2 separate regions of the Homo sapiens genome follow, and region 2 is linked to region 1. Evidence: chromatin contacts called from ENCODE Hi-C or POLR2A ChIA-PET data. All regions are on one chromosome and are shown on one strand. Each heading gives the region's core, a stretch centred on a gene start or an enhancer-like site at or near the end of the contact. The rest is flanking DNA. Distances are from core to core; before and after follow the strand shown.

Evidence for each region. Hi-C counts contacts between places; a loop is a spot of excess contacts on that map. ChIA-PET counts read pairs that join two places held with the same protein, here RNA polymerase II (POLR2A). Pooled maps may share reads with other maps.
Region 2: a map of endothelial cell of umbilical vein shows a loop between it and region 1 (7-fold over the local background). The contact joins two enhancer-like sites. A Hi-C loop is called at or near these places in 61 of 168 maps with a recorded cell type or tissue (A673, Caco-2, Calu3 and 35 more) and 30 of 50 pooled maps. POLR2A ChIA-PET finds 5 or more read pairs at or near these places in 11 of 52 experiments (A549, A673, AG04449 and 8 more).

Annotation. Positions count from the first base shown.
Region 1 is chr16:73,064,491-73,071,619 of GRCh38, reverse strand. It overlaps a transcript of ZFHX3 not described here. Among named protein-coding and RNA genes, the nearest start is that of ZFHX3, 20 kb to the right of the region's middle. RefSeq lists an enhancer at 6,547-7,129. Within about 2 kb of position 2,544, at least 32 of the 41 ENCODE cell types and tissues checked have a DNase peak (open chromatin) inside an H3K27ac peak, as active enhancers do; they include A673, adrenal gland, ascending aorta and 11 more, where a contact is called at or near this core.
Region 2 is chr16:73,168,908-73,176,036 of GRCh38, reverse strand. It overlaps a transcript of ZFHX3 not described here. Among named protein-coding and RNA genes, the nearest start is that of ZFHX3-AS3, 60 kb to the left of the region's middle. RefSeq lists enhancers at 3,720-4,569, 4,640-5,139, 5,140-5,641. Within about 2 kb of position 3,321, at least 23 of the 41 ENCODE cell types and tissues checked have a DNase peak (open chromatin) inside an H3K27ac peak, as active enhancers do; they include A673, adrenal gland, ascending aorta and 11 more, where a contact is called at or near this core.

The DNA of each region.
Region 1 (7,129 bases), core at 1,295-3,794:
ACCTGCATGGACTGCCACTCCTCCCCTCCTCTCTGCATCCTGGCTTTCCCAGCTCCCCGGGTCTCAGGCTGGGAGGATGCTGAGCAGCCTCCCCAGCCCCTGATAGAATGAGCAGCAGTATCGGCGGCGGCGGCGGCGGCGGCAGCAGCAGCAGCAGCAGCAGAGAAAAGACCAGGAGCGAGTTGCACGTGCTCCCTCCCTCCCTCCCTCCGCTCAAGGCCAGGAGCTGCTGGGACCTGTGGTCTGGCAGTGGGGAAGGCAGGGGAGCCTGGTCAGCAGCAGGGTGGGAAAACGTGGAATGGAGACTAGAAGAAGAGAAGCTGTACATAAATAAAGAAAGAAAGCATGTTTGACCAAACCCCCAACACCGAAATCTCGAAGCTCAGTGGAGCAGGAAATTGAATGGCTGGACTCCGCAGCCTTGCCTGGCCCTCCTCCCCCTACCCCTGGCCCAGAAGACTTTTTAGGCCTCCAGACTTTTTTTTTTTTTTTTAATTTAGAAATCTCAAATCTAGAGAGAAAGAGGAAAGGTGTTTTTAAAAGAGTGAGGGCTCAATGGCCACAGATCTGAAAAAACTGAAAAGCGGGGGGCGGGGGGGAGGGTTGGGGGGCGGGGTAGGGGAGGGAGAAAGAAAAGGGCACCCAGATGTGTGTGTGTGTGTGTGTGTGTGTGTGTGTGTGCGCGCGCGCGCGCGCGCGCGCGCAAGACGGTCTAGGAACCAGCCCGCAAGGGGAAAAGAAAACAAAGGAAAGTGTGACATGAGAAAGACAGAGAAATAAGTGGTGGAAGGCGTGAGTGGTGGGGGAGGGGACCGGGCGCTGGAGAGAGGCAGAGAGGATGGATACCGGAATGCAGGCGGCCTGGGGAGGGAGGGAGGCTCACATGTGCGAGAGAGAGAGAGAGAGAGACAATGATGTCAGCATTTCCTTCTGGATTGGTCACGTGGTCCTTGCCAGGTAAACAGACTGGAAATAGACTCCATAAAGGCAGTGCCTGCCGAGGGAGGGCGGGAGACGAATCCCGCTTCACCCTTTCCTCTCTGCTGCGTCCTCGGCAAGCAGGTTTTCACGTCTGCGACAAGGTGGTCTCAGAGTGGAATTGCATTCTTACAAGTCAAGGAATATGATTCGGAGAGGAAAAGCTATTCGCTTTTATAATTAGCTCAAGGGGTTTGGAAACATTTTGATTAAAAAAAAATAATAGAGGTGGGGACAAATGTGAATCTAAGCTCAGATGCTATGAGTGTCTTGGGCCAGGGATAGCTTATCTTTGTGTCTTCTTTGGAAGGGGCTCAGATGGATCTAGATTAAGGATGAATTGCACGGCCGCAGTTTAGAGTGAAAGGATCAGATGCAATAATTATCAACATTAGGAAACAGAAAATGCTAACAGATTCAATGAGAATACATTAAAAGAGTTTGATACAGTTCAGTGTGTGACCCTGGTGCCCCAGGAAGGAATGGAGACCCCACAACAGAAAAGAAGTTGAAAAAAGGTACAATGACTTTCAAGCAGTGTTCTTTAAAAATGGTATGAAAGGATTCTCAAGCAAAACATGGCAGGAGTTCGGGGCACTTTAAAATGGGAAAGGGACCTCTGGAAACTTTATCTGAAAGCAAACTGAATGAAGCAGGTAATTTTTCCACCTGGAAAGCTCTAGAATCCAAAATGGTAGTGGGAGGAAGAAGTGTATGGATCTTTCTTCAAATGCCTGGAAATAAGGCTTTTGCGTCCATGATGAAATATCTCATTTAGATCACTCTTCGAACAATTTTGGATTGACAGGATATACCATTATGACCAGTTATTTTCTGACCGGGTGGAAATTTGGCCAAAGCCCGTGGGAAGTGGAGTGACCAACTCAGTTTTTCAGAAATGAGTGGGTTCCTAAGATGCAGTTTTAAATGTGGGACAGTCTTAGGTAAACTGGGACCAGTTGGTCACCTTAGTGGGAAGCTAGGAGTCCTAGTCTAGTCTTCATGAATATAATGAGACAATTCACCCCTTCCCCTTCTCTACCCACCAAAAAATAAAACAAAACCACCTTTCATTCTGTTTTTCTCTCATTTCTTATTCTCTCCCTCATTTCTTTTGCTTAATCTTCCCTGATCAGTTTATAGCACTGCATGGCTAATTTGGGTGTGCACGATTCTGTAGACGGACACGTGAGCTGGCAGAATATAGCTAAACTGAACAGTTGGCTTTAGTTGCACCTGGGAAAAAGGAGGGGAAAAAACAAGTGTGCATCATTGCTTCTTCTTTTGCTTCCCCCCTGCCACCCGCTTAACATCCCTTATTGGGGGAGAGGGTGAGAGGCCAGTCAGTATGCACAAGTGTACTTTCAGCCCTCGGGTTAAAAGACAGATATTTGATACCCCTCTCTGTTAACAAAATACGTCACTCTCAAGACTCCCAGCCCAGAGTTATTTTTGCAGCATTATGTAATTGGATTGCCTAGTCAGAAGTACTTCCTTAACAAGGCTTTCAGCAACCTCTCCGTGTGGGCCTGGCCAGTCCTGCCCAGTTACACACACTCATACTTGGGCAGCATCAGTCAGAGTCAACCCAGCCGAGCACGGCGAGGAGTGATCAGCCCATACCACTGGACTGACCACCCTTCCCCCTTGTGCAGTTGCGCCCAAAGGGGTGGTCAGTACCCGCAGTGCGCATGGAGGCCAGAGTTGGTGGACGACCATCAGGTGGCCAAACCTCAATATTGGCAAAGCAGGCATCATCTTTGTTTCAAGGGAGCTGTGGAGCTGCCCCACCCACAGCCTTCCCTACCTTAGGGCCTGCAAGTGGAGCACTCAAGTGACCAGGAGTTCCCAAGGGGCCTGCCTTTGGATGTCTGTCTCTGCCTGCTCTTATTCCCTGTCTACTGGATTTCCTCATATTTTTTCATGAGCAGTTGGTCATCTGATCATCCCTTCCTGTTAGCCCTGCTGACTCACAGAAGTAAGGAACTTGTCTGAGCTTCAGACACAGTCAGAAAATTTACAAAGAAAAACAAAAAGGCCTGGTATGAACTTCCCTAGTATGGCCAGCCGAGGCTGGAAAACCAAGGGGCACACCAGGCAATTGTTACATGGGTTCCAACCCTGTAATCCTAGGATTTTGTTGATATTTCTCTATTGCATTGTCCCTTTTGGCCTTTTTCCCTTTAGTGAATAACATGGGGGACCATGCCCATCAGTGACTTGTCTCTTAGTCTTGAATCTAGCCCTGAATCCATACAAAACCAGAGCACCCTTCCGGGAATATTTTTATTTCCTGCGCCTCAGCCCATCTGCCCTACACATCTATCTTTTCTCATCCCTTGGGTCCCCTGATTCTACTGACCTTGATGAGAGGCAACTGGTGTAATAGAAATAGCTTTAAAGCCTGACAGGCCCAGGTTCAAATTCAAGCTGAGCCACTTAATAGCTGTGTGACCTTAAGTGAGTGACTTAACCTCTCTGAATCTGGTATTCCTCATCTATAAGATGGGACTAATAATACCAGTTTCCCAGGGTTGCTGGGAGAACTGAATGCAATTATTTGGAAAGTGCCTGGCAGGGAGCTAAGGCAAGGTAGGTGCTCAGCAAATGTGGGCTCTCTAGGGAGGTAGGAAAAGAGCCACCTTCCCTTGCTCCTGAGAGCTGAACTGCATTCTCTTTACCATCTATCTCCTACTGGAATATACTTTTTAGGGGTGCTAAATTGAACCTTACCATCATTTGGTGGTGGGTTGGGGGAGGGGCCCTTGGTCCGTGGAATAGAGACTCCCTTGGCTATTCCTTTGGGGGAAGCTTTCCACCTGACAATCCCCCGCCTGCCTCCTTACAGCCAGCGTCTCTCTGCAGACCCCTCCAAGGCTGGGCACTAAATTCAGTGTATTAGCCTTGGTTTTATCTGTGCCAAGCTGCAGGGGCCACTGAGTGCTCTGTGCAAAGGGACAAGGGATGAATGCAGTTTCTCCAAAGTGTCCACCTGTGTGAACCGTGCATCTTTGTTGCAAAGGTGGGTCCATTCCAACTGCACAGCAGGAACTAGTTGGGACCCACAGGGCAGGATCCCAGGGACAAACTGAGGTCTCAACCAGCCACAGGCAAAATAATGGGGGAGACCAGGAAGGAGAGGTTCCCTGAAGATGAGGGGCAGGGACAAGCCAGCACCCAGGGGCTCCTTCGCTGAAGTTCACAAATGCCAAGAGCCGTGATGTGAACTGTACCTGGAGGGGCCAGGCTGGGGTGGAGGAGCGCCCGTGGCAGCGCGCACCACTGTTCCAGTTGGCAGGAAGCCCTTCCCTGAAGACTGTAAGTTTAACCTTTAGCATTCAACTGTCGGGGCTTAAGTGTCGTTATGAGCAATTCTTCCTGCTGCAGCGTTCCCAGGCTGCGGAAAGAGGGGTCGGCTCAAATCTGCCCGCTTTCTTTTTTCTTCCCAGACAGAATGAGAGGGAGGGAGACGTGCAGCACCAAACACGCAGGCACAGGCACCCCTCCAGACGGCCCTTCGCTAACTCCACACACCCACTCCCGCCTCCTTGGCGGGCCCGGTTTCTGGTCTGCCTTGGAGGCGAGCAGGGCCCCGGGGGTTCTCCACTCCCAGCTCTTGCACCTGGGGCTGAGGGGTGCAGAGGCGCCTTCCCTCCCCAGGCCTTGGCTGGAAGGGGCTCCTGGGGACATAGGGGTCCAGCGTCCTCCTGCAGTTGGGTTCAGGGTCCCCATCTCAGTGCTCTCACCTCCGTATCCCGCGGGGCTGGGGGGAGGAGGGCGCATCTGTGGCCCTAAAGAGACTAGGCAGCCCGGCGAGAACGGCGGAAAGAGAAGGGAACCACCAGCAGTCCCGGGTGCGGAGTTAGGGTGACGGGGAGGCAGGCACGGGGCCTGGGCGGCGTGGGCCCTGGGCGCGAGGTGCGCCCCTCGCCGCGCCCTCTCCTTTCCAGACCACTGCTGGGGCGGTCCCCCGGGCCTCGTGGCTTTTCTGGGCATCCGCAGGGGCATAATGGGGTGATCGAATTGCTCCGCCCGGGCCTGTTTCCCCGCCCATCCGAGGGGCCGTTGGGCCATGCCCTACGTGCACCTGTGAGGGGCGCCTGGGTCCCAGTGCGGCGACTCTGCACTGGCCTAAGCGCCTCAGCCGGTGTCTCCGGGGAGCCGGAGGGCCCGAGGCTTCCTCCCGGGAGTCCAGAGCCCGCAGGAAAAAAAAGGGTCCCGAAATGGAGATGGGTGTGCCGGGCATTAGGGACGCGCACGCTGGCTCCGTGAACTGGGATCAGCATCTCGGGGCAACTGTCGAATTCTCAATGATAAGGTTTTGGGAACGAGAGGCGGGGAGGGAAGGGGCCTGCGCTATACAACATCCAGCGCAGAGGGACGGAAGAGCAGACACGAGAAGGGCGCGTCTCACGCCCGGGCCTGAGGAAACTGGCGTCGAATGTCCCTGCAGCCCGCTGAGCTCTGGAATTAAACAGGGAGGCGGCTGAGAGGGCGCGCCCCGAGTCCACAGGGGACCAGTGCCCTGCCCGCAGCCTTGACACAGGCTGGGCCCTAGGCCACCCCACGGGTAGCCCGGCTAGCCAGAGCCCCAGTCAGTGCGCTCCAGGCCCAGTGTGCGCCGGACTCCTGCCGGCCGTGGGGCCACGCCCTGCCCTGCACTCACCAGCCTTAACCAAGTACGGGCTCCAAATTTCGTGTCATGAGCGCACGGGAAGATCGGATTCGCATTTTTCTCTATTTCTGAGAATGGGAAACCAACGAATCGGAAATTTTTTGCCTTGGAAAAATATCTGTTCGATGTCGTTTGTTGCTTAAATTGTCTTTGGAATTTTTTTTCAACTTTATTTGAAAAAGAGAAAGTTGATGCGCTCCCCAAACCCTGTTTCTCTTTAAACCGTCCCTTTAGACGTGCAGCCGGTTATCGCAGATGTTTTCTGGGGCGAAGAGAGCAAAATGGAATGGGAGGGAGGACGAGGACTGGGAATCTCTCATTTTAAATCCCATTACTGGCTTTGGGGAGACACACACACGCACACACACACACACACACACACACACACACACACACACACCAGGAAAAGCTAGTTCGTCCCCCACTGATTTCCTTCATTTCAAAGATTTCCCTCGCCCCCTTAAATCACAAAATTATGGCGCTAGGTATTCCTCAAGAAAAAAAAAAACCCTCACGTTTATTCAGAATATGTACACGGCATAGGTTCCTTTTTACATTTCTCAGCAAAAAATAAAAGGGATGGGGGTGGTGGGTAAGAGGCACTCAATTCCCTGGCCATTAAATAAGCCATGCCTGCAAGAAATGCAAGCATGGGGTGGGGTGGGGGGATTGTTCAGCCGCGCATCCCTCCGTTATCGCACGCCTGCGTGTCTGCGTGTCAACAATGCACGTGCCACCGTGGGCACCGTCTCCCGGCGCTGGCCCAGGAGGGCTATGTGCAGATGGGAGCCAGGTCTCAGTTGCCCACTCACAGCCCTGCTCCCAAGCCCGCCGCCCGCCCATCGCAGGGTTTCCTTTTTTCCTGGCTCCGGCTGGCAAGCAAGAAGTCTCTACCATTCCCCCAAGTTATGCCCTTGGAAATCCCTAAAGCGAACACAGCCCGACCGAGGGTCTCTTGCCCTCAAGTTGTTCACTTTGTTGCGCTGTGATGAAGTTAGTTCTCTCTCTTCTTCACTCGCCCCAGGCTTTACATGTGGTGCAAACTTCTAGTACCTACCAGGTCACCAAAAGGGAAGTCAGGCGCTAGCCAGCGGTGCAGGCGGTGTGGAACCCGGGAGAGCCACCGGCTCCGCGCCTCCTGCCCCAAGGTTGGATTTCAGATTTCCATTGCAAAGAAGCTGAGGAAACTGGGAATCTGACTCAAACCCTGGAACTGACTAATTGCCCTGCATTTTCACAATGCGCCATGTATTCAAAATGAAGGGCAGGCTTTATCATTTGGAACTCTTTCAAGGATCCGGGCGCTCCAAGTTTGGGGCTCATTCTTTAAAGGTTTTACTTCTGAGAAACAGGAAAAAAGAAAGAATGAAACATACCCACAATCCATGTACTGGAGATGACACTCAAGAGTAGGTTGTGGTCTCTTTTGAATCGGGAGTTCAAAAGAAAAAAAAAAAAGGCTTGTTCCCTCCCCCT
Region 2 (7,129 bases), core at 2,072-4,571, 100 kb before region 1:
ATAGCCGACGAGGTGGGTTGGGGATGGCTCTGGTATTAGCAGAAGAAAGGTAAGGAGTTACATTCATTCATTTATGCATTCATTCCACAAATATTCCTTGTGCTGGATAAGATTATTAGACATAGCCCTGCCCCCCAAGTAAAAAATCATTTGTCATCCCAAGTTGGAAAAAGTGCTTTGAAGGAAACAGACAGGGTGTTGTAGGAGAAAATAATGGGAATGGGGGTTCAAGCGTTGGGAATGTATTTGAATAGACTGGTTAGAGAAGATCTCTAAAGAGTTAACATGTAAACTTGAACCCAAAGGATAAAAAAGAGCCAGCCATATAAAGGGGAAATGATAAGTGACAGAGGCTTTTGTGAGGTCTTGAAGCGGGAAAAGTCCTTGGCAAATTCAAAGAAGTAAACTGTTAATGGCACTTCCCTTTATCGAGCACCTATCATGGCCAGACCCTGGTCTAGATGTTTTGTGTGTGTTAATGCACTTACTCCTCCCAGCCCTCTGAGCAGGCGTTGTTACATCCTCACTCTACTGGTGATGAAAATGAGGCTAGTGTGGCTGGAACATAAAAGGTGAAGGGGAGATGGCTCAAGACCAAGTTGGAGAAGCAGGCAGGGGCCACCAGTGGTTTTTTTGTTTGTTTGTTTGTTTGTTTTGGAGACATAGTCTCTCTCTGTTGCCTAGGCTAGAGTGCAGTGGTGCAATCTCAGCTCACTGCAGCCTCCACCTCCTGGGTTCAAGTGATTCTCCTGCCTCAGCATCTCAAGTAGCTGGGATTACAGGCATGAGCCACTATGCCCAGCTAATTTTTTTAGTTTTAGTAGAGACAGGGTTTCACCATGTTGGCCAGGCTGGTCTCGAACTCCTGACCTCAAGTAATCCGCCCGCCTCAGCCTTCCAAAGTGCTGGAATTAGAGGTGTAAGCCACCACACCAGGCCAAGTGGGGTTTTCAGCAGGGAAATGGGCTTAATCTGATTTGGGTATTTGGTTGGTTGGTTGGTTGGTTTTGAGAGGGGGTCTTGCTCTGTCACCCAGGCTGGAGTGCAGTGGCGCTATCTCGGTTCACTGCAGCCTCCACCTCCCAGGTTCAAGCGTTTCTCCTGCCTCCCGAGTAGCTGGGATTGCAAGCATGTGCCGCCATGCCTGGCTAATTTTTTTTTTTTTTTTTTTTTGTATTTTTAGTAGAGACGGGGTTTTGCCATGTTGCCCAGGCTGGTCTTGAACTCCTGACCTCAAGTGATCCACCCACCTCGGCCTCCCAGAATGCTAGGATTATAGGCATAAGCCACTGTGCTCGGCCCTGATTTGGGTTTTTAAAGGATCCCTCTGGGTCGCTCATTGATGAGCGGACTGCAATGGGGCAGGAGAAGAGTGTGGGGACCATTTAGAAGGCATTACAGGTTTCCAGCAAGAGGAGATGTGACTGGGCCAGGAGGGTTACAGTGGAGGAGATGACAGGAAATGGTGGGTTGGAGGCAGGTTTTGGCTGTGTGGAGATTTGAGAGGCAGCCCAAGCAGTGAGGATGCAAAAAGAAAACACGTGAACTCAAACCTAATACCAGCCCCCTTCTACCACTAAAGACAGGGAAGAGAGAGAGTCGCGGAATAGATTCCTTGAAATTGGAAGAGTTTCAGGTATCTGACCAGGATCCTGCCTCGCTGTCAATATAAAACTTAAATGCCCGTTGCCTGCATGTTGCGGTTTGGCAGCCCTTATTCCTCCTTTTGTTGTTGTTGTTGTTGTTGTTGTTGTTGTTGTTGTTGTTGTTTTGTGTGAACACACACACCACCCATTCCTGATCCACTGAGGCCTTAGAAGGCATCAGCAAGTGAGGTTTCCTCCTGTGACCAGGAAGGTCTCCATGCAGAGAAGAGAGATCTGCTACCCAGAAACTGAAGTTAAGGAAAAAAAGGTGGCTCGCCTGGGGGAAACACGTCCAGTGAACCTCAAGCCGGTCATTAACTCTGCCCAAAGCCTTGAGGACGCTCACACACTTGGGAATTTTGGGAGCCCGGAAACTAACTGCAAAGTTTATTTTCAGAACAAGGCACAGAGAAGGAAGCAAAAGATAAACAGGGACCGAATGTTTTAATTATTTTACATGGTTCCACCCCAACACCATTCCCTAAATCTTAAAGGAATGAAGGTCCGAAGGGGTTTATGGGAGAGCATTTTATTCCTTCCCCTTTCTGCCATACAGGCTTGCAACTGCCCTGCGCCCCCACTTCTATAGCGTTCCCTTCATGGGAATGGCAGGGTATATCCGTGGCTATCTTGTGACTTTGGCCAAACCTGGGTGTCGGAGCCTGGTGAGTTTCCTGGGCGGTTGTGGTCGTTTCAGAACAGTAGCCACATGGGATGCTCTCCAGGGACCGCCTCTGAGTTGCATGGATACAGTTCTTCATCTGGGTTTTATAGGGAACAGGGGTCCTGACCTTGGAGTGCAAGAGAGCAGAGCATTGTTAGTAAACTGTCCGGGGAAGACTTTAAGAAAAAAGAATGAGGTGGAGGAAAGGGAAACTGGGAAGGGCCAAAGGAATCCAGATCCTTCATCACGTTCAGGCACAAGCAGACTCCCTGGGTGTGGCCTTCGGACTCGCAAAATCGACTCCAGATATCTTGGGGAGAGCGAGAAGAGAGGACAAATATGCCGGGGCGGGAGGGGCGGGGGGAAAATACCTGCTAATGCAATTAACTGCAAGTGGAAACGACAAGCCGTCGCCCACGGAAGATCTCAGAAAACACAGCTCGAAAAAGTACAAAAGTCCTTCAGTGTGAGGTAATGAGGCGCATCTAATTATATTTAAGAAAGAAACAGCAAGAACTGCTTTAAAAGCCTCCCCTCAGTCTTCCCCTCTCAAACCAGTATGGATCCAAAACCCAGAGACATCGTTGCTTCAGAGAAAGTGAGGAATTGAAGAGTGCATCACAGGAAACAAGGTTATTTTCCCAGAACTGAGAAAAACTATCACATAAGCCCTTCCCTGACTGTTCTCTTTTCCCCTCCCAAAAAAAAAAAAAAAAAACAAAAAAAAAAACAAAAAAACAGTCCCATCAGGAAACAGCAGGGGGAGAAAGAAAGAAAGAAAAAAAAAAAAAAAAACCACAGGCAGCCCCACCATGAGAAATCAAGGCAGTCGAAATGACATTTGACACCGCCAGGCCACAGCTGAAGAACAAGGGAAAAGTTTTAGGGCGACTGTCAATGACCCATGGTCCTTCACTCCTAACCTTGCTCCTAGCATATGTTTCTCATTTCCTTGCTTATAGCTGGTCCAAGCTAATGATATGTGTTTTGGCCGGGATCCCGTGCTTGGCATACAGCCGGTCTTGTTCTCATTGTCCGGGCTACTTACAGAAACCTCTTTCTCTGTCTCTTTCTCTCTCTCAAAAAACCGGCTTTAAAGAACAGTAAATATGCAAAACAGCCCCCACGCTCTATAGAGCTACCATCTTGAACACGGCCTACGCCATCCTCACACACCCCATCAATAAAGGCCTGAAGAGACTGCCCACAGGAGAGGGGTAAGTTCAACACAAAAGCAGTGGAAATTCAAACAAATTGGCCCATTAGAGTCTCACACGGCTATAAATACAGCTCGGCTGGGGCTATTTTGAGGGACGGTGGCATGGGAAAGTTCGGCCTGGAATCTTGAGTCTGTCAAAGGAGACGGATCTCTCCCAAGACATGGGAAGAACACGAAGCGCCTGGCGGGCAGGAGGAAGGAGGGCGTCGGAGCTGGTCAGTTTCAGGGCCAGATTACACGTGGATGGCAGAGACAAGGCCGGGCCTCGCCCCTGCACCCCGGGGCTGCCGGACTTGCTGTTGGAGGCTTGGGCTCGGGTGTCACTCAGAGTGTCCATAACCTCTCAAAAGGCCGAACATGCTCTTTTCCTCCTCAGGGATCAATGGACCATTTCACTCTTCCTGAAGGACCCGGCAGGCGGGTGGAGGAGGGGTGGGAAATGGAGTGGCTGGCGAGTCTGGGCAGGACCCGGTCTGCAGTCAGCATCTCTGGCGGACCCAAAAGGGAATTTTTTCCCATTTTTTTATTGATACATAATCATTGTGCATATTGATGGGGTAGGTGTGATATTTTGATATAATGTGTAATGATCAAATTAGGGTATTTAGGGTAGCCATCATCTCAAGCATTTAGTATTTCTTTGTGTTGGGAACAGTTGAGGAGGGCATTTTTGCCCATTCAACCCCAAAGGTTGACACCGGGTACGTGTATGTTACAAAATCAGGGGCACAGTAGCATGGATTTGAGGAAATGGGTCCCATAAACAAGAGTTAGTAAAATATGTAGGCAGAGAATATATATGCAGATGTCGAGAACTGCTTAACATTCCCCCTCAGGGTGTGTCAACAGATGGCAATTAACTGCTAACAGTTAGGAATCAGTAAACACAGAATACACAGACGCTTATGCATCGTGTACCTGCCTGCGCTGCAGGAACACAGATTCCCCTTTGCGGCTGTGAAATTGCAAGGAACGTCTGGGTTCACTCTGCCCGCCCCCCACCCCGCCCCCCCCGCCATTTTCTGTTCAGAAGGCACACCCAGGACAACTGTGGATTTACACATTCACTGTAGACCAAGCACTATCCAAGGCACAAGAGTCACACAGACAGAGCTCCTTCTGCCTGAGGCTTTCAGCCCAGTGGATGCATTTGATCGGTGCCTGACCCTACAGTTTCCTTGAAGATACCTCGGCATTTCCCCGGAACAGCCCAGTTTGTATCTATTATCCCAGAGTAATTATTAATAGCACTTCTTTTCACTCTCAAAAGCGTCCCAGTTTGGATGATAAATTATATGGCTACTCTATCTAGAATCCCTTTTTAAAAAGGGCTTTTTTGGGGGGATGAAATCTAATACACAGAGAAAAAAAGTGCAAAAATACAGCATCCTCTATTTGAGAGGCTCTTTGGAACTTGCTGAAGTCAAGAGAGGGTTCCCAAATGATGGAGAAAATGGCTTTAGCAGATTAAATTTTAATTAGTTCATAACAGGTTCCACCGCATTCTGGACTTGAATCCCTGCCGCACGCTGTCGCCGGTTCTGTAGTCCCAGACATTGTCGGCTCTGGATTTTCCACGGTGCGTCGGAAAACTCAAACTGACTGCCCTCTTCCACAAGCCTGGGGACAGCTGGGGCACATGAGGGCACTTGTCCCCATACAGCCTGGAGGGGAAGAGCCAATTCAGGTTTCCATGACAACACCCTTTCCTGAAAATCTCTGACTGACACTTCCTGGGGAGACAGGAAGTACAGACAGGAAGATCCCGAGGTCATTCTTTTCCTTTGTCCAGCTTTTCCCACCTCCCAGACTCTCTGATGATTTGACCTTTCCTAGCTCAGCATATCTTCTGCCAGCCCCATCAGCAAAGCTGTCCTGGGGGCAAAAAGCAAGCAACTGTTTCTGTCCGCTTCTTCCCAGCTGGCCAGTGAACACCCAAACTATTTCAACAATAACCTGCATCAGAGTAACTAGTGAGGGCTGGGCACGGTGGCTCACTCCTGTAATCCCAGCACTTTGAGAGGCCGAGGCAGGCGGATCACCTGAGGTCAGGAGTTCGAGACCAGCCTAGCCTACATGTTGAAACCCTGTCTCTACCAAAATAAACAAATTAGCTGGGTCTGGTGACATGTGACTGTAGTCCCAGCTACTCAGGAGGCTGAGGCATGAGAATCGTTTGAACCCGGGAGGTGGAGGTTGCAGTGAGCCGAGATCGTGGCACTGCACTCCAACGTGGGTGACAAAGTGGAGCTATGTCTCAAAAAAAAAAAAAAAAAAAAAAAAACTAGTGAAAGGAAGATGCTTCAAAAAGTTACACAGCTGATTCCAAAGTAAATGAACAATTTATGGACTGTCTGCACTTTCGCAGTTAGCATCAGGACATTAATAATCATCCCACAAGTGTTACTGAGTGCCTACCATGTGCCAGGTGCTGTGCTGGAGATTGGGTATTGAGTATTGAACAGAATGGATATGGCCCCTGCCTCCATGGAGCTTACAGTGTCCTAAGGGAGACAGACATTCAATGGATAATCACACAATAAATATGCAACTACCAATTGTAATAAATGCAGCAAAGGAAGAGTACAGAGTAGGAGAGAACCTACAACAGGGGTACCTAATTTACAATTGGGTGGGTCAGAGAAAGCCCCCCTCAAGAAAAAACAGCTTTGATCTAAGACCTGAAGGATTACTAGAGGTAGGCAAAGAATGTCTGTCATCCATTAATATCAAGAATCCATGCGTCTCCACCATACTGGGCATAACCTTGATACTTTACTGAAATATTTCACTTCTATGCCAAAAGAAGATTTCCCTCACTAGTTACTTTTTTTTTTTTTTCCTTTTTTGAGACATCGTCTCACTCTGTCGCCCAGGCTGGAGTGCAGTGGCACAATCTTGGCTCACTGCAACCTCTGCCTCGCTGCAACCTCTGCCTCCCAGGTTCAAGTGATTCTCCTGACTCAGCCTCCTGAGTAGCTGGGATTACAGGCACACGCCACCACACCCAGCTAATTTTTTTGGATTTTAGTAGAGACGGGGTTTCACCATGTTGCCCAGATACTGCCCAGAAGTGAAAGTCATACCGTGAGGTCATACCATGAGATATGACTTTCAGGCCTACATATTTATAACCTGCATTAAAAATAATACAAGAGATTCATAATACCAACATTCTAGATTGTTGGTTAGCTCTGCTTGAAATGTAGGAAAAGTTCAGAGTATGCCCTTAGTCTATTTCAGCAAATCTCTCATATCTGAATCCCCACCACCTAGCATGACTCAAGGCATTGTTACCATGTAATCGTTTTATGTATTAGGCATTCAATATGCATTGAACAAATGAAGGTATCAATGAACAAATAAGTGAACTTTAGTAGGTGTCTTCTATGTACCAGGCATGTGCCAGGTACCCTCACAAATATCCTCCAATTTCAACACCCTAACCTTATTGCACCTTTCTCAAAGATAGGATTCTAATATGCTGAACCAAACAATAGTTCTAAAAATAATTCTGAAATATAAGCTGAATGAAGTTTGGAGTCGCAGATAAGGGAGAAAATGCATTTTCAGAAGCATTTTGAAGTAGCAAGGGAAGAT